2 separate regions of the Homo sapiens genome follow, and region 1 is linked to region 2. The links are chromatin loops, found by intact Hi-C in ENCODE. Cell type or tissue: IMR-90. All regions are shown on one strand. Links, peaks and the distances in the headings refer to the core of each region. The heading gives the core; the rest is flanking DNA.

Region 1 (8,337 bases), core at 338-8,337, 240 kb after region 2:
AGGAAGGGGGTTCCAGAGCTACTGGGATGGTAGGGAGTTTCAGACTGGCAGCTCCGGCTCCTTTCCGACCTTAGGGCAGAGGTGGTGACCTCCACCACCACCACCCTCTCCCCACTGGGTCCGTGCGAGGTAGTGCAGAATTCGGCCCCTTGGGGCGCCTTACCACCTCTCTGCCTCCGTCCCCGACTTCCACCCCAGACCGTCGGAGGGCTCCGCCCAGAGTCTGGTAAGAGGTTTGGGGAAGACAGGCCCCTGGGAAGCAGCCGGCTTTGGGGGGTGGGGAGAGAAGGGGAGGGGCTCGGGCAGAGGGAACTGTGCAGTCCCCAGGCCGCCCCGGCTCCGGGCCAGAGGCAATAAATAAACCCGATCCTGCCGGGCACAGCCGCGCCCGCGCCTCCGGCGCCGTCCCCGGGCTGACGGGGGAGGGAGCGGAGAAGCGAGCGCAGATTCTGCGTATAAATCAGCTCTGGAGCAGACACAGCCCGGCTGTGAAAAGCACTTTCGAAGCATCAAGTTCCTTTCTTTGACGAGATGTCAAAACATCCCCGCCGCCCCCGCCCCGGCTGGGGGCACCCGAGGCCCGCTGGCCGCGCGGCGCCCCCTCCCCGCGGCGCGCGGCTTCCCCCGAGCGCGTCCAATTTCCTGCCAACAGCCATTTGTCTGGGAGGAGGGGAGGCGCGGAGAGACAAAGAGGCAGCGCGCCAGGCCGGGGAGCGGGGCGGCCTGCCACGCGGAAGCCGCGCGCCGGCGGAGGCGGGAAGGCTGGCGGGACGGGCCGCGGGGGCCGCGCTTGTCTCCTTGGCCGAGGAACTGAGGGCCTGCAGCGCCTCCCTCGCGCCCTAACGGAAGGGTTTGTCCCGGGCAGACCCTCGGGCGTGGCCGGCCTGCGAGCCCCTAACCACCGGCCCGCGGCCTAGGCCGCACCCCGACCGGCGCCCACCGCTGGAACCCGCCCAGGCCTCTGGGCGGGCCCGGGGAGGCCCACTGGGTCGCCAGGCGGAGCGGCTCTCAGGCTGCCCCAGGCCCGCCCCACCCCGCGGGCAGGCTGGTCAGGACCCCTCGACATGCTGGACAGGCACCTTCGGGGGACCGCTGAGCCAAAGGGCCGTCTGAGGGCCTCTTCCAGAACCTAAACGTGCAACCTCCAAAGTGTGCTGTGAATCACAGTACTTGAGAGTTTCTAAACCAGTGGCTATTTTCTCGAAATTGAGGATATGTGGTATGCAGGCGTTTTGTGGAAGCAATAGGAAGGATCACTTAAAATTGGGCACTCTCTTGCCGGGCGCGGTGGCTCACGCCTGTAATCCCAGCACTTTGGGAGGCCGAGGCGGGCAGATCACCTCAGGTCGGGAGTTCGAGACCAGCCTAACCAACATGGAGAAATACCGTCTCTACTAAAAATACAAAATTAGCCGGGCGTGGTGGTGCGTGCCTGTAATCCCAGCTACTCGGGAGGCTGAGGCAGGAGAAATCGCTTGAACCCGGGAGACAGGTTGCGGTGAGCCAAGATCGTGCCATTGCACTCCAGCGTAGGCAACAAGAGCGAAACTCTGTCTCAAAAAAAAAAAGGGGCGCACTCAGAGAAATTCCCTCAGAGGGTTGTCCTGTCTTTAAGTCGACTTGGAGAGCATCCAGCCATTTTGCAGATGAGAAAACAGGCCCAGAGAGGTTGGGTGATGTGTTCATTTGTCTCCTGCTATCATCTCACTGCCTGGAAGAGCCATGTAGGCACAGGTGCCCAACTCTCCCTTTGCTCAGAGAAGGGCTGGGAGTGACTGAGGTCCTGGTAACAAGCCAGGCGGCTCTGGCTCCCTATAGACTCCAGCTGAGTCTGCCCCCGACCCCGTTCTCTTCCCCAGCCAACCTCCTCCAGAAGCTTCCACACCCTCTGTTTCTGCCCCTCCTGAGCAGGCTCACCAGGCCTCACACTAGTGGCTGACAGGCCCTCTGTCAGGAAGGGCACCCCTGGGCCGGGGAAGGGATTGCTAGCTGGGGCACTTTGCCTTGGGCCAGCTCCTTTACTCAGGACACTGGGCAGCTTGAGAGATGTCTGGGCCAGCCTGGTGAGCTGGCTGGGTTAGTGGCTTCCTCTCCCCATGCCCCTTCCGGTCCTAGGGCAGAATAAAGAAACCCTGAAGGCAGAAAAGTGATTTATTTGGAAGGGAGACTACTGGAGCAGGGAGAAGAGGGCTGAGGAGCATTGCATACATAGGTATTGGGCCAGGGTCTGATGAAAGAACGTGCTTAAAACCTTGGGTGAAATTAGTTGTGGTGTTAGACTGGGGTGCCGAGTGGGTTTCTGTAAATGGCTTGCCATGGGTCCAGCCTCTACCTCCTGCAAGGCATTTGCCAGCCCGTCTGACAGTGGGGAGCCCAGAAGAGGAGGAGGTATGGGAGTAGGGAGGGTTCTAAGATGCCAGCATCCATGCTCCCACTGCATCCTTACACTCACCGCCCCAACACACATACAGACATGCACACACATAGTACTTGTCAGGTCAGCTTGTCTTCTGAGATTTGTTTCTGAAGTCTGGAAGCAGAGGTTTCACTTTGCCCCAAATCAGTAGCTCCCCTACTTCTCACTCTAGTCCCTAGACACTGCCCCCCCACCATTTCTCCAGGCTGAGACACATCCTGGTCCTGGGGGTCCCTGAGCCCACACATGGTGACTGACTATGGCCACCTGGAACAAGGTTGGGAGGTGGGAAATCAGAGAAGGCTGAGGCAGCCAGAAATAGGAAGAACAGAGGTGAGGTGTGGGCTCAAACCTCTGCTCAACTGGGCAGTGGGCAGAACCCCCGGGCAGGGGCCTAGAAGTTCTCATAATGGTGGGAGAAGTGAGTCCGGTCCTGCCTGTTGATGAGCTGACAGGCCTTTTCCACATTCTTGGTCATGCCAGGGGGGCCACAGCTAAACACCCCGATCTTCCGGACCTGTTGCAGGAGGAATAAGTGGAGGCTAACTCTTTGCTCAGAGGCAGGGATAACGCAGTGTTCAGAGGAAGGGGTAGCTCCCTAGTTCAAGACCAGCCTGGGCAACATAGCAACATCCCTGACTCTAATTTTTTTATTTTTAATTAGCCAGGCATAGTGGTGCACTCCTGTAGTCCCAGCTACTTGGGAGGCTGAGGCAGGAGGATTGCTTGTGCCCAGGAGTTGGAGGTTACAGTAAACTGGTATTGCATCACTGCATTACAGCCTGGGCAACAGAGCAATACCCTTTCTTTAAATTAAAAAAAAAAAAAAAGCCAGCAGTGCTCCTGATGGTTTGCTTTGTACTATGCATGGTGAGGGCTGGCTCAGTGTTTATAGGTCTAGTGGAATTTTGCTAAGTGCTAGATCAACATTTCTAATAGAGGTTGGGTTAATCAGTGTTCAAGTTGAAGAACAGCTCAGGGTCTCATGGAGGGCTAGACCAGTATTTGTGAGTAGTGACTAGCCCAGTGCTCATGGTAAAGGTTCCCTCAGTGTCCAGGGTGAGGACTGACTCAGTATTGGTGAGGGTAGTGGTGAGGGTAGCCCCGAGTTTTTGGCGAGGACTAGCTCAATGATTGAGCTCTTCCTTCTGGACAATACATCTTGGCTTCAGAGATGGCAAGTCCCTATTGCCTGCCTCCTCCTTTAGCACCTAAGGGTGACACCCACCTATCCTTTCCATTCCATTACCCCACCAATCTCCCAGGGGATGGGTTCTCATCAGCAGTCGATTTCTTCCTCGATGGGGAAGGTTTGGGAGCTTTGCTCAGACCCCAAATGATAAAGAGGAAGAGAACCTGGTTATGGGTTGGACTGACCTGGGGGTGGACCTCCTGCAGGGAGTTGAAGAAGGGCTCAAAGGGGGGACGGCCAAAGTGGGTGATGGAGCGCAGGCCTGTGAATAGACTCCGGTTCAGAACCTTCTGGAAGTGCCGCTCACAGATGTACTATGGTAGGGAAGGGTGGAACAAAGTTCAGCCAGGCACAGCTAGGGTCAATTCCTAGCTCAGACAGTGGCCCGCATACCCTCCTGGTGGGCCCTGACATACCAGCATAGTGGTCCTGAGGTCGAACTTCTCAGCCAGCTGGGTGATGTAGATGTGCACAGACACCAGGTCCTGGTGGTCATTCTCCTCCACCTCTCGGATGATGTCAGCCAGCCACTCAAACTGACGCTGGGTCCGCGTCACCCAGATGAAGTAGATCTGGGGACACAGGGCTGGAGTTCAGGACCCATCTCAGCTCAGTCTCCCTAAACCCCAGGGGTGTCCATACTGATAGAACTCTTCTGACCACAGCTAGCTTGTGCCCTTCCCTAGACAGCCTGGGGAGATGGAGTGTATGGGCCACGGGGCCAGGCTCTGAGGCCAGAGATGGAGTTGGCCCAGGGCATAGAGAGGTGGAAGTGAGAGACCCCAGGGCCATGGGAAAGATCCCTTGGTGATTGGGAGCTGATGGTCTGTGGGGTGGGAAGCAGCTTTCATGCTCAGCCTGTCCTACAGCTCCCTCCAGTGGTCCCTGGTCAGGCTGCCAGGCACCTAGTGGCTAAAGGGCATTTCACAGAGCAGCCTCAGGGAGACCCAGCAGCTGCCTGAGCAGATGGGAATGGGCTCAAAGAGATACCAGCGGGTGGAAGCTGCCCTGCGGGGAGCCCTCTGCAGCTTCCGAGGGAGGAAAGCGGGGCTGTATAGTTAAGAAGCAGAGGGCAGAGGACAGGAGGGGAGCTGTCACCCTCTGAATGCTGACAGCACATGGGCTGGGCCTCTGCCCACTGCATTCCAGCACCCCTGACTCACCTGCCAGGCCCAGAGAAACGAGCAGGGGCCTGCCACCAGGTCCAGGCTGGTGTGAAAGGACCCGTGTGAGGGCCTGAGGGTTTGAGCTGTGTTCCTGGGGCCAACCTGGCCCACCAGCCCTGCCTTGCCACCACTCCTCCTGTTCCTCTTGAGAGCTGAGCCAGTTTCACTTGTGCTCCACCCAACATGCCCTTCCCTCTCCCAGCCCAATAAGGCTCCAAGTGCTGGGCTCCTTTGTAAGAAGGAATGGGTTTCTTTACCCCCTCCAACCTTGCCTGGAGGAACTCCCAGAAGCAAATCCTATGTGGAGCACCCCTAACTGAGGGAAAGAGTCTTTGTAAACCAGGCAGGATTCTGGAGGCATCCGCAAACCAGTTCTGTCCTAAAGGGTCTAGGGATATCCTGATACCACCCCACTCACCACCCAACCCCAGGTTTCAAACCAACTTGCCCCTGCCCAGTTCAGGGAAGCCAAGAACAAAGGCAGAGGAGAAAGGCACAGATGGGTACCATGACAAGGAAGAAGGGGCCATGGGTTGGTGGGAAGTGGGGGCAGTACTCACCTTCTTACAGAACACTTGGCAGCTGACGGATGACTTGAAGACCAGGTCTTTGAGGATGGAGGCAAAAGGGGTGACCCCAATGCCCCCTCCCACTAACACTGACACCTCAAACTTATGCCACTCCTGGTGGCCCTCTCCAAATGGTCCATCAAGGTACAGCTGTAGGGAGGGGCGTGGGTTTCAGTTAAGCTTGGCCACCACCATAGATCGGAAGCCAGAAATGAGAGAAAAGGAAAGGTAGATACGTATATGGAGTGAGGGGAAGAGGAGGATTTGTGGCATTATCTGGAACAACCAGTCTCTAGATGCAGAGAGGGGAGGCACAGAGCGGGGAGTCTAGTGCTGCCGGGCCAAAGCCTTCAAAGGGGATATGGGCGCATGTGGCATGTCTGGCCAGGGTCTGGTACCTTTGGGTATCTGGCACATCTGTCACCCGTCGGGGCTGAGTAGATCTCCCTGAGGCGAGTGGTCCAGGGCCCTGCTGCCCGGATGTGCAGGCTAAGCGTGTCCTCATGGGGCGCAGAGGTCAGTGTGAAGGGGTGGTACTCGGTGGTCCCCAGAGCCAGGCAAGCGATCCGCACCCACTGCCCTGACTTGTACTCAAAGCCCTGGGGCCGCTGGAACCGCAGGTGGGTCACTCCTGGGGAGGGATGGTGGGTGAGAAGCTGCTGCCCTGAACCCAGCAACAATGTGGCCTCCAGAGAGCTCCCCACCCACAGCCTCAGCTCTGCTTCTGGAATATGACAAAGGAGGCCTCCCCCATCAGAAGCTCACCCTGTGGGGGCCCAGGCAGCACTGGGGCTGAGGGTCAGCCAGGCAAGGGGCAGCCTGGCCTGAGCTTCTCTGCTCTCTGCGATGAGAGAGGCTCAGGTCCCCTGGCAAACAGCCCTCCTTTCCTTTCCTTCCTTCCTTCCTCCCTCCCTCCCTCCCTCCTTCCTTTTTTTTTTTTTTTTTTTTTTTTTGACACAGTCTCACTCTGTTGCCAGGCTGGAGTGCAGTGGCACGATCTCAGCTCACTGCAACCTCTGCCTACCAGGTTCAACCGATTCTCCTGCCTCAGCCTCCTGAGTAGCTGGGACTACAGGTGCATGCCACCACACCCAGCTAATTTTTGTATTTTTTTTTTGTGGTAGAGACAGGGTTTCACCATGTTGGCCAGGATGGTCTCGATCTCTTGACCTCATGATCCACTTGCCTTGGCCTCCCAAAGTGCTGGGATTACAGGCGTGAGCCACTGCGCCTTGCCCCTACCAGCTCCTTTGTCCCTGCCACCCAAGGCACCTGCCAGCTCCACTGGGCCCGACCAGGAGACTGTGCGGTCTAGACTCTGCCTCTGCCCGGTCAGCTCCCTCAGTGTCACCAAGCTGATCTCCTGCCAGGCTGGTACCTGAGGGCAGCAGCTCCGCCTTCACCACGCTGATCTCCACCTTCTTCCGGCTCAGGCTCACCAGCTTGTCGCCCCCATAGATGATTGCTGGGACCAGGAAGAAGATGTGGAAACGGGGCAGCTGGATCAGGGCAAAGCTACCATGGATGATGAGCTAGATGGAGGAAAGAGCTCTGCTCAGACCTAGCGATGCCCATAGCAGAATACAGGGCCAGCTCAGGCCTTAGACCCTCCATACTTCCCCGCTGGTATATCCAGCCCCCACCTCACCACGTACCATGCTCCTTCTAGGTTGCAAAACCTCACCATTCCCAACTCCATCCTCCATAGCATTCCATGAGGAATTAGAGTATTTTCTAGATCCCTGACACCACCCTAGACCAAGTGATGTCACCTGTCACCTGGACTCATGCAGGAGCCTTCCAGTGGAAGTAGGTCTTCTACTGGTCTTGTCTCACTGTAATTCCTGTCTCTTCAAGGCAGCCAGTGTGACTTTTTAAAGTTCATTTTATCCTGTTCATCCCCAGCTTTAAAAGCTTTGGTGGCCTTCCCATTGCACTACAAGGCCTCACAAGTACTCTTGACTTCTGCCTGCCAGCCGTTCTCCCCTCCCTGTTCCTCAAACACGGCCAGTCCTTTCTGCTTAAGGATCTTTGCATCTCCTGCCTGGAATGCCCTTCTCCTGGTTCTTCCCATGGCTAGCTCCATCTCATTTTTCAGGTCTCAGTAGAAACACCACCTCCTCAGGCCTCCCCTCAGTCCTCTCTACCACATCTGCCTGTTAACTCTCTTAGTGCATGCGTTGTCATCCACAGTACTTTTGTTTTTTGGGGGTTGGGGGGACAGAGTCTCATTCTGTCACCCAGGCTGGAGTGCAATGGCATGATCTTAGCTCACTGCAACCTCCGCCTCCCAGGTTCAAGAGATTCTCCTGCCTCAGCCTCCCGAGTAGCTGGGATTACAGGCACCTGCCACCAAACCCAGATAATTTTTGTATTTTTAGTAGAGATGGGGTTTCACCATGTTGGCCAGGCTGGTCTCGAACTGACCTCGAATGATTTGCCCACCTCGGCCTCCCAAAGTGCTGAGATTACAGGTGTGAGCCACCGCGCGCGGCCAACAGTACTTTTGCTTCCTCATTCATTTACATGTTTACTGTCGTTTTCCCCACTGGACTGAAGGGGTAGGGACTGTTTGCCATTATAAGCTCCTAGCAGTTTCTGCCTGGCATATGATAGGCACACAGTAACTGTTGGGGAAAGGCGCTTCCCCAGTTTATCCTCTCCTTTTCCAGGCTAAGAATACCTAACTAGTCTCCCTTTTCCATGTAATAACTGACAAGTATCATCCAGCTCTGGTCCTTTCCCTAATAAGTTTGTCTAACATGGTCAGACACTACTTGGTCACATTCTTCCCACTTGCTTGCTCCTGAGTCTGGCTCAGTTTGACTTCTGCGTCCACCTCTCCTTAGGACCTTCCCACTGAGGGCCCAGCAGCCCCACAAATGGGTAAAATATATCTTTTCAGGCCATGTTGGCTCCTACTCTTAGAAGCCTGAGGCACTAGTGACCACCTCCTTCTCGCCACTTCTGCAACAATGCTCTACTGGTTCTCCC
Region 2 (9,881 bases), core at 893-8,892:
TATGTGTGTGTATACATATATATATTTTTTTTTTCTTTTTTTTTTTTTTTTGAGACACAGTTTCACTCTGCTGCCCAGTCTGGAGTGCAGCGGGCACCATCTCAGCTCACTGCAACCTCCACCTCCTGGTTCAAGTGATTCTGGTGCCTCAGCCTCCAGAGTAGCTAGAACTACAGGCATGTGCCACCATGCCCGGCTTATTTTTTGTATTTTTAGCAGAGACGGGGTTTCACCATCTTGGCCAGGCTGGTCTCGAACTCCTGACCTCAGGTGATCCACCCACCTCAGCCTCCCAAAGTATTGAGATTGCAGGCGTGAGCCACCGCGCCCGGCCAAAATAATAATATGTTTTTTATCCTGACAAACATGTACGACAATTTAGTGAACCACTTTGGAACTAGTACCGTGCACTTTACGTATACTTTAGATTCTGAATATACGAAAATCCTAATATTCCAGAGGAGTAACACTGGCTAGAAAGTTGCACAATGAAAATTCTATGTCATTTAACAAGTTTTTGTTATTTTTAAGAACACACAAAGTTCTAGAAGCCAGGTATAGATAGCTAGGTCCCTGCCCTTAAGGACACAGGTACTAGATAGTGCAAGGAAGAAATCCACTCAAGTCCTGAACTAACTGAGCTAAAAGTGTGTAATTATCATTTCTCTTTTGAATCCTATCACAAAATAGAAATATCAGTCACTAAATTTCAAACTGTTCTTTAGAATTCAAGTCAATTTAGGACCAAAGCTTAAAATAGGACAGCTCTGAATATTCAACCTCCCTGACAACTCAGGGAGCAGTTGTGGGTACCTCCTCAATTGTGGAATAGGATGCTGGTGTTATGACAAGGAATGAATAAATCCAGAAGAGTTAATGCCTGCTTCCATTTAGTTCTTCCCCACCTTCTCCCTTTTTATTTCAACACACTTACTTCTTGAGGCTATCCTTCTTTAAATTCTCATTCCAAAAAATGAGTTTAACACGCTTGTAGGTGACCAAAATTCTCTTAAGAATTAACATTACTGATTATAGGACCTGCACAACAAAATTAATCTGTAATGGACACCTCGCTTCCCAAAACAATTAGACTCTGGGGAAACAGGTCCTGACTCTCAGATCCTGACTCACAGGTCCTGACAATTTGACTCTGGGGAAATACAGGTCCTGACTCACAGATCATATATCGGCAGAGAACGTGTTCTCTGCATTGCAAAGAGCCCCAACTCCAACCTCACCGATGCTCAAACCTAAGAGGCAAACGCCTCCGGGGCAGCCAAATGGCGCCAGAAGCGGCCGAGGTTCCACCGACAGTGGGCAAACCCGCCAAGCCCATTCACCTCTCGGTCAAATCTCCCGGGCCTACGCAGCGCTGGGTCTAGAGCGTCCGGCCGGTTAGTGGCTCCCACAACCACGACCTCGCGGTCCCCACTGGCGCCGTCCAGCAGCGTCAACACCTGGGCCACTACGCGGCTCTCGGGTGCTCGACTGCCCCGCTGGGGACACAAGGCGTCCATCTCGTCCAGGAAGAGGAGGCTGGGTCCGCGGCTGGCCAGTTCCCGGGCGCGCTGGAAGACCCGCCGCACGTTCTCCTCGGTCTCCCCAGGCCGGGAACCCTGCAGCGCCGGGGCGCTGACTGCCAGCAGCTCCGCGCCCGCCTCGCGCGCCACGGCCCGCACCAGCTGGGTCTTGCCCACTCCGGGGGGCCCCGCCAGGAGCACCCCGCGAGGCACCGCTAAGCCCAGCGCGGTCAGGGCGCGCGGGTAGCGGAGCGGGAGGCGGAGGAGCTCCCGCAGCGAGTCGGCCGCCTCCGAAAGACCTCCCAGGGGCACCTCGGGCTGCGGCTGGGCTTCCGACGGAGGCTCCCCGCCAAGGCTGACGCGGGTACGAGGGGTGACCAGCCCAGCGGGATCGGGACTGGGCGTCCCGCCGACGATGTGCAAGGCAGCCACCAGGCCAGGAGCGCCTGGCGGAGCGACCACCACGTGGCCCAGGGAGATCGGTCGGTTTCTCAGCAGCTCCTGTGCCGCCTCCAGCACCGCGGCTGTATTCCGGGCACCGGGCGCGCCTGCCCGCTCTCGCAACACCGGCCACACGGCGACGCGCCGCAGGGGCGGACAGGGCACTAGGAGGAGGCGATTCAGGCTGAGACTCCTCCGGGATCTCGACGCCCCGACCGCCGCCCCGGGGCTCGCGCACAGCGGGTCCAGCTGCACAAAGCCGTCCGCTCCGTCCCGCCGAGGCCAGGCAGTGCAGAGGCAGGAGCCGCCGTCGGGTAGCGAGATCTTCACTGCCGAGCCCAAGCGCGCGCCCAGGGCGTGGAGGGCGGCCGGGCCCAGGCGGCAGCGCTGGGTGCCCCGGTCTCTAGCGTCTAAGGGTAGCAGCTTTAAGAGCGGCCCTTCAGGGAAGGGATCCGAGTCCGGAGCCATCGCACACAGATGAACCAGGCAGACGAAACCAGATTAGGAAACCCACCCGGCCCACAAAAAGCGGAACACCGAGCTCGCAGGCCGGAAGCAGATTGCGCGCATGCGCTAGGGCAGACTGCGTTGCTAGCAGCTGAGTGAAGGCCGAAAGGGCCAATGGAAACGTTAGACGACGCTCGGGCCTCTGGGTAGAGCGTTGGTGTCCGCTTTCGTGAAATCGAGTTGCCTAACCCAGAGCTTTCCCGAGATGGTCTTCGTTACAGGTGTCTGGGAGGCGGCTTAAGCTCACTTCACTAGGTCATTAAGCATGTACTTTGGTGGTTACATATATCTTGGAAGTCACCGGCTTTACATTCTGTTTTCCTGGCCTTCGAACTGGAGCATCAGTACTACCGCCGTTGGAATAGCAACCTAGAGACTTTGCTATTTTGTGAAGAAACTCTAACTATCCGCATGGGCACAGAATTTTGGGTGCTCTGGTGCAAATGTCTCAGGTGACTTGGCGTAACTGAGAATACAGCCTTGGGACCTTCGGTAATCGGGGTTCCAATCTGGGAGGTCCAGGCACAACCCTTCCTATGGGAAAGTACCAGCATAGTGGGAGGGAAGCACACGGTAGCGCTTAAAATCCCTTGTAGAGAGGAAAGAAGGAAAACTAGGCTACCTGATGGATTTGTAGCACACCAACAGTACATTTGTTCTGATTTCTGATATTCTTTTGAATATTCTTTGGCAACAAGTTAATCACTAAAGTTCATGCGATCAATGCTTACTGTCTAATTGGGGCACAACAGTACTAAGTCCTGTATTAGAGGCGATACCTATCTACGTTATTAAGACAACTGCCTGCTATTTTTTTTTTCCAGCTGCTTTCTGCCTTTCCCTTTCGCACAGGGAATTCCTTTTTATCAGCTGGAATACATTTTCTATCCCTCTTAATTGCCGTTAAAAAAGAACTACAGATACTCAAAGACAAGAAGATATACCTTGTTTTTATTTGACTTACATCTTCCTACCTCTATTTTCCCCACTTTCACTGCAACCCAAATTTGTGAGTTGACAAAACTGATATTTTAGAGTGCTTAAGTTGCTGGGAAGTTTTTTTTTTCTATCTATGCAAATAATCAATTACAGACTGTGTAGTAATATCTTATCAATGGGAAGTACTGTCAGATCTGGGATCTTAAGACCCATGCCAGTTCCTGATCTCATTCTGTCCAAACTTCATGGCAGACATGACAGACTTCTTGACTTGACAGTAACTTACCTGGTCTCAGCTGTACTTGTCTGCTTAAATCGATTCTGGAACAATTTAGGAATCAGAAAATAGCAGGAGGAGGTCTTGAAATGGATAAGTCACCCATTACTTCCTGTTTTCTTTTTTCCTCTTAATCCCATTGGCTTCAGTTCTTTTTGGTTTGGGGACTTTTAAATAACAGCTTTGCATTTTTTGAAATAAAAAAAAAGCCATCGTTTTTACCGACCCCTAAAGGTGTGAATTACATGCCTATCAAGTTATTTTATCAGAAGCCTGTACCTCATCGAGTTCCTTCTATTCAGCTCCAAGAAGCTTTAAGGATCTGGGAGAGGGAAAGAAGACTTACTGAGGACAGGATAACTGTCTTAAATATGTAAAGGGATCTCATGTAAAAGAGTTAGTAGATTTACTTATATTTACAGTGCAGAAATGGCCAAGAAGTAAAGGTTTAATGGAGTGGAATAACCAAAGCCAAAACAGGGAGCCAATAAAGTTAAATCGGCCTCAAAATTTTCTGAATTGGTTTAAAACAGAGGCACAAACTATGCTATTAGGAATATGATGAGAAGGAAACTACATGTTGCTTTTGGTTGGTCTAAGAGGTTGATTTTATACAAGGTCAAACAAGAACCCTCTGACCTTATAGAATCCATATGCACAGGAAATATTATTTCACTTCACTCTTTCTCTAAAAGATCCAGTCTTTACCATAGGTTGCAAACAAAAGCAACAAGGAATTCTGTTACTGGGCCTTCAGCTCTTATCCACTCACTCTGAGCAAAACTATAAATGTCTTTCCCAATCATCCAGTAAAATCCATTCTGTCCCTTTAGGTCTAACCATTTGCAACACTATGATTTCAGCCATCTGAACATCCATATTTATCATGCCATTCAATGACATAATCTCCTTGTGATAAACCATTCTTTTTATTTTTAAAATTTTATTTATTTTTTAGACAGTCTTGCTCTGTCACCCAGTCTTGAGTGCAATGGCAGGATCTCAGCTCACTGCAACATCTGTTTCCCAAGTTCAAGCAATTCTCCTGCCTCAGGCTCCCAAGTAGCTGGGATTACAGGTGCCTACCACCACGCCTGGCTAACTTTTGGATTTTTAGTAGAGATAGGGTTTTACCCTGTTGGCCAGGCTGGTCTCGAACTCCAGGCCTCAAGTGATCCACCTGCCTCAGCCTCCCAAAGTGCTGAGATTACAGGCATGAGCCACTGCACCTGGCCTCCTTGTGGTAAACCATTCTAATGGGAGTTGTGTGGCTCTTTTGCTTAGTTGTTTTTAATCTGACCAGAAATTTGTTAATTCTATGAATTGAAGAACATCAATTAAAGCACTAGAATTGAACCACTAGAGGGAGTCCAGAACCAACTAAGCCTGAAGGCTACAGGATTGTTAGGACGTTGGTGTTCTCAACTGTGGTTTCCACTCAATTTTCCCAGGATTCACACCTAGGTGTATGAAGCCATCTGTTGTCTCTATATATTATCTGGCTTAGTCTGTTCAGGCTGCTGTAACAAAATACTACGAACGAGGTAGCTTATAAATGACAGCAATTTATTTTTTACAGTTCTGGAGGCTGGGAAGTCAAAGACAAGGCACTGGCAGATTCCATGACTGGTAAGGGCCCCCTGTCTAGAGACAGCTCATTGTACCTGCACATGGTGGAAGGGACTAGCTAGCTCCCTCATGTTTCTTTTATAAGCACACTAATCCCATTCATGAGGGCTCCACTCTCGTGACCTAATCACCTCCCAAAAGGCCCTGACTCCTACTACCATCATCTCAAGGGTTAAAATTTCAACAAATGAATTTTGTGGAGGACACAAACACTGAGACCCTAGCAGTAACTGACTTATTTTCACATAATTTTTCACAAGCCTCAAGCTGTGTAAAACTCAGTTTCTAAGTTAAAATTTAATTTTTGTGTTAAGTATAAAAATGAGACTGTTCCTAAATCCAAAATTTAGTGGTAGGTCAAAATCCAAACCGATGGAATTCATCTTGCTATAGCCTAGAAACATTTCTAGCTTTAAATTGTTTCAAATAGCTTTGCCAAACAAAATCTTTTGTGAGATTTTCCCGAAAAGGTACATGTGACAAATGGTTTCTCTTTATGTCCTTTGTTACATTCAAGGTTACAATCTGTCTAATTTTTAATTAACTATAAAAATTCTTAATTAACTGTAAGTCTATAATTCAAAAGAAATAATTGGAATCTGTTTCTTTAGGATAATGATCATGCAATATTTTTGTCCCTTCAGCATATTATATATGTATATAAAAATATATTCCTGTATATGAAAAAAATCTAAAGAAAATGGTTAAACCAGTAGCATGAGTCATCTGTAGATTAAATAATGTTAATCTTTCCAGCATTTCCATTTTTGTGTTATGTTCAACCCTAATATATTTGAACATTAGCAATGACTATGAGTTGTAATAGATGAATAGAGATTTGTTTAGCCACCCTTGAAAAAGCATGATTTGCAAACACTTTCATCTCAACATGCTCATGTAGATGTAGTAAGTGACTTATTTCCACGGATAGCTAATATGCCGAACCTGTGTTCATAAAGTATGTAATGAAAATCCCCCTAAATGGGACATTGTTAAAATTGTTCTTTAGAATCTTCCATCTTTACTTTTTATCTTGTATCCAGGTTAGAATTAGTCTTTAGAGTAATTCTAGATATAGAATAAGTTATAGAATCAGAAGAAGGAGGATGAAAATATTTGCTGGATTTCAAATGACCTGCAGACTACAGTTCATAGAACATCATTCTGAAAGTCTGTTCTTGCACATTTTCAGGAAATTGCTTGATTCATCATTTTTTAGAAGTTAATGTTAAGGTAATTTTTCCCTATGATGTTGGTTCACACTTTTCAACAAACATAATAATTATATATTTATTAAAACAAATATTTATTGAACATCTACTTCTTGCTAGTTACTATACCAGAGGCTGAGTATTTGGTGGCAAACAACAACAATAAAAACACTGTAATCCTTGCCTTCATGAAGCTTATAGTCTACTGGGAAGTCAAACATTGAAGAAGTAAACAAGTGAATAAATCTGATAATTAAAGGTGATGAAAATTGCTTTGAAAGAAATAAACGGAAAAGGGCTACTTTAAACAGGTATTAAGGATAGGAAAAACAAAACAAATTGTTTTTCCTACTCTCATACACCACTCAGCCACTCAACACAGCACTTCTGACACCAGGTGTTGGTTGGGGAGTTCCCCACATATCAAGCAAATTCTCCCACAGATACCACCTGGGTGTCCTCTAATTCAATTCAATGCTGAGACTATCTACCTGGAGATAGCATCAGACTCCACAGGTTCAGGGCCCAGTCCCTCAAGACTGCCCCCCACCTTCAGATGCCAATCACAAGTTCCAGATTGTGACTTGTGCTTCTGACCAGGGACGGTCTGTAAATTGGGCTTCCCATGACCCCCTTCTTAGGTTCTATTAATTTACTAGGATGGCTCATGGAACTCAGGAAAACACATTACTTACATTTACTGGCTTATTAATAAAGGATGTAATAAGGATACAGATGAACAGCCAGGGGATACAAAGGGTGAGATCTGGAAGGGTCCTGAGTACAGGAGCTTCTGTCCCCATGGAGTTGGTATGTACCACATTCCAGGCACATGGATGTGTGTTTGCCAACCTGGAAGCTCTCTGAACCCCATAGTTAAGGGATTTTTATGGGGCCTTCATCACGTAGGCATGATCAATTATTAACTCAATTTCCAGCCTCCGTCCCTCTCTGGAGAATGGAGGTAGGGGCTGAAAGCTCCAAGTTTATGATCATGGTTGGGCTTTCCGGTGACCAGCCCTCATCTAGGAGCCGGGCAAGAATTGCCTTGGTAGAACAAAAGACTGCTCCTATCACTCAGGAAAGTCCACGGGATTTAAGAGCTCCATGTCAGGAACGAGAGTGAAGACCAAACATTAGAACCAAAGATTCTCCTAGCACCCCTGTAACTCAGGAAATTACAAGGGTGTTGGGAGCTCTAGGCCAGAGACTAGAGGCAGAGACCATATATATATTTCTTACTTCACAACAGGAAAGGAGAGAAGGTCTCTGAGGAAGTGACATTCCAGCTGAGACGTGAAGGATAAGTAGAAACCAAGCAGAAGAATTGGAAGAGGAAAGGGAAGAGGGAAAAGCCTGTGCCAATGCCCTGAGATTGGAATATGCTTTTTGTGTTTAAGAAATTAACAGAAGGTCAGTATTATCTTTACCATACTTATGGCTTTTTTTTTTTTTTTTTTTTTTTGAGACGGAGTCTCACCCTGTTGCCCAGGCTGGAGTGCAGTGGCGTGATCTCAGCTCACTACAACCTCTGCCTCCTGGGTTCAAGTGATTCTCCTGCCTCAGCCTCCCGAGTAGCTGGGATTACAGGCACAATGCTGCCACGCCCGGCTAATTTTTGTATTTTTAGTAGGAACGGGGTTTCTCCATGTTGGCCAGGATGGTCTCGATCTCCTGACCTCATGACCCGCCCACCTCAGCTTCCCAAAGTATTGGGATTACAGGTGTGAGCCACTGTGCCCAGCCCAAATACTGTATCTTAAGACTGACTATACCATACCTTTGGAAACTGTGTGCTGCCAGCTTATCTAAACATTCATCTACTCTTTTCTATTTCTACCATCAATAGGAATTTTTGTTACTTTTATTGGATCATTGCGAAAATGTCCTAATTAAACACCATCCCTCCAATCTCTCCCTAAATTGTAACTATATTAAACCAGCCAAGAAAAATCTCTTATACTTTGACTGGTTTGAGGACTATATCTGAGTTATATTAAATCTGACAATTTAGTTTATCTAAATGAATTATAGAGCTTTCAAACTTGTCTAAGCATTGACCCAGTATTGTGTAAGATCAGATCTTGGGGACTGAGCCAGAGAGAAGACCAGGCTCCAGGAACAAGGAAGATACTGTCCAGAAATGGTTTATTCATAGCAACTTCAAGGCAAGTTTATCAACTTTCCTCGATCGCTTTCCCTCCTCCAAGATAAGTATTCCTGCTCTGAGTTTCCTTGATACCCTGTGCGTACCTCTTAGAGCAGTTATCGTATTATGTTTTAGTTGTGGTATCCTTGTCTTTCTAAACCCTTTAAGGACAGAAAATGAGTCTTGCTCTTCTCCAGGTGCTCTGTACTTACCACAGTACCTAAAGGATTTAAGTGTAAAATCAAGATATGTTGAATGAATGAATGAGTAGCAGCAAGGCTGGATTGGTAAAATGGGACTTAGTCGTGGAAAGCTTGAATGCCATTTTTTTTTTATTCATTCTGTACCAGGAAATGTGCGGTAAATGGGAGGGAATGACATCCAGAGCACTATAGTACAATGGTGGACAGGGCAGAGTTAATGGTATTCTCTCCTCCAAGTAAATGCTTTACTCCAGGACATTCATTTATAAATCCTTAATGCAAATTTAACTTCCCTCCAGGAAGATGTATTTCACATCTTTAGTTCAAATTGTTCTTGTCTTAATCTGAGGTCCTGTAGCACTGTCCATACATTTATGCATCTAGTTGCATTCTGTTTGCATTGCTAGACAATTGTTTAAAGTGACTTTGTATTATTTTTCCAGTGAGATCTTTAAGTGATTTGGGAATTTGTACCTCTTTTTTCTAATCTTTTATAATTTTTGTTCCCCATCCCAGCGTTGAGCAAAATGCTAGGTGTTTAATAGTTAAATCTGTCTGTTTCCTCAAATACTAGAAATCCACTTAGTTTTTATTTGAATCTAGGAGAATGAGCTTGAAAAATCTAAAAAAAATTGGTTTGGGTTTTATACCTAAGGTATATTAGAGTTGAGAATTTTAGCCTGCTATAATAACTCTTAGATCTTTAGAACACTCAGACTTGTCTAGTAGTTGACCTAATATTAAATATGACCTGGTCTTGGGGACTGAGCCAGAAACAAGGCCAGCCTACAGATAGGATAGAGATTGTCTGCAAATGGCTTATTCATATTAATTCTCAGGTATCCATTTCATCAAAGTTTCCTCTAGTGCTTTGCTACACCCCATCCAAAAAATGGGATGAAGTCTTGATTTCTTCTTTCTAAGACACTAAAATCAGACAGAGGAGACAGAAATATCTGTTTGCTGCACCATTATTTCTCACTGATGGACAAGATCTTGCCAAAA

Evidence for each region. Peaks named below come from ENCODE experiments on the same cell type or tissue, not always from the same donor. Only the 100,000 strongest peaks of a DNase experiment are listed, where the experiment ranks them.
Region 1: a loop joins it to region 2, with 15 times the contacts of the local background. A loop is called at or near these places in 79 of 110 quality-filtered maps.

The regions. Positions count from the first base shown.
Region 1 is chr15:45,159,375-45,167,711 of GRCh38, reverse strand. It overlaps DUOX1 (dual oxidase 1), which reads right to left. Exons shown (of 34, transcript NM_175940.3): 29 at 6,722-6,875; 30 at 5,742-5,974; 31 at 5,335-5,493; 32 at 4,025-4,180; 33 at 3,794-3,922; 34 at 2,138-2,933. The coding sequence ends at 2,811. It overlaps SHF (Src homology 2 domain containing F), which reads left to right. Exons shown (of 7, transcript NM_001394037.1): 7 at 1-498. Among named protein-coding and RNA genes, the nearest start is that of SHF, 24 kb to the left of the region's middle. RefSeq lists an enhancer at 1-80 and a silencer at 281-1,080. In IMR-90, for the core only: CTCF peaks have their summits at 761 and 4,490 (motif pointing left); DNase peaks (open chromatin) are centred at 701 and 4,481; H3K4me3 peaks cover 902 bases; H3K27ac peaks cover 1,004 bases.
Region 2 is chr15:45,394,978-45,404,858 of GRCh38, reverse strand. It overlaps AFG2B (AAA ATPase AFG2B), which reads right to left and starts at 2,523. Exons shown (of 8, transcript NM_024063.3): 1 at 1,341-2,523. The coding sequence starts at 2,429. It also overlaps a transcript of GATM not described here. RefSeq lists silencers at 1,691-1,840, 2,231-2,310 and enhancers at 2,391-2,550, 2,941-3,010, 3,021-3,070. In IMR-90, for the core only: a CTCF peak has its summit at 5,047 (motif pointing right); DNase peaks (open chromatin) are centred at 1,148, 2,558 and 5,048; H3K4me3 peaks cover 2,414 bases; H3K27ac peaks cover 1,332 bases; H3K27me3 peaks cover 693 bases.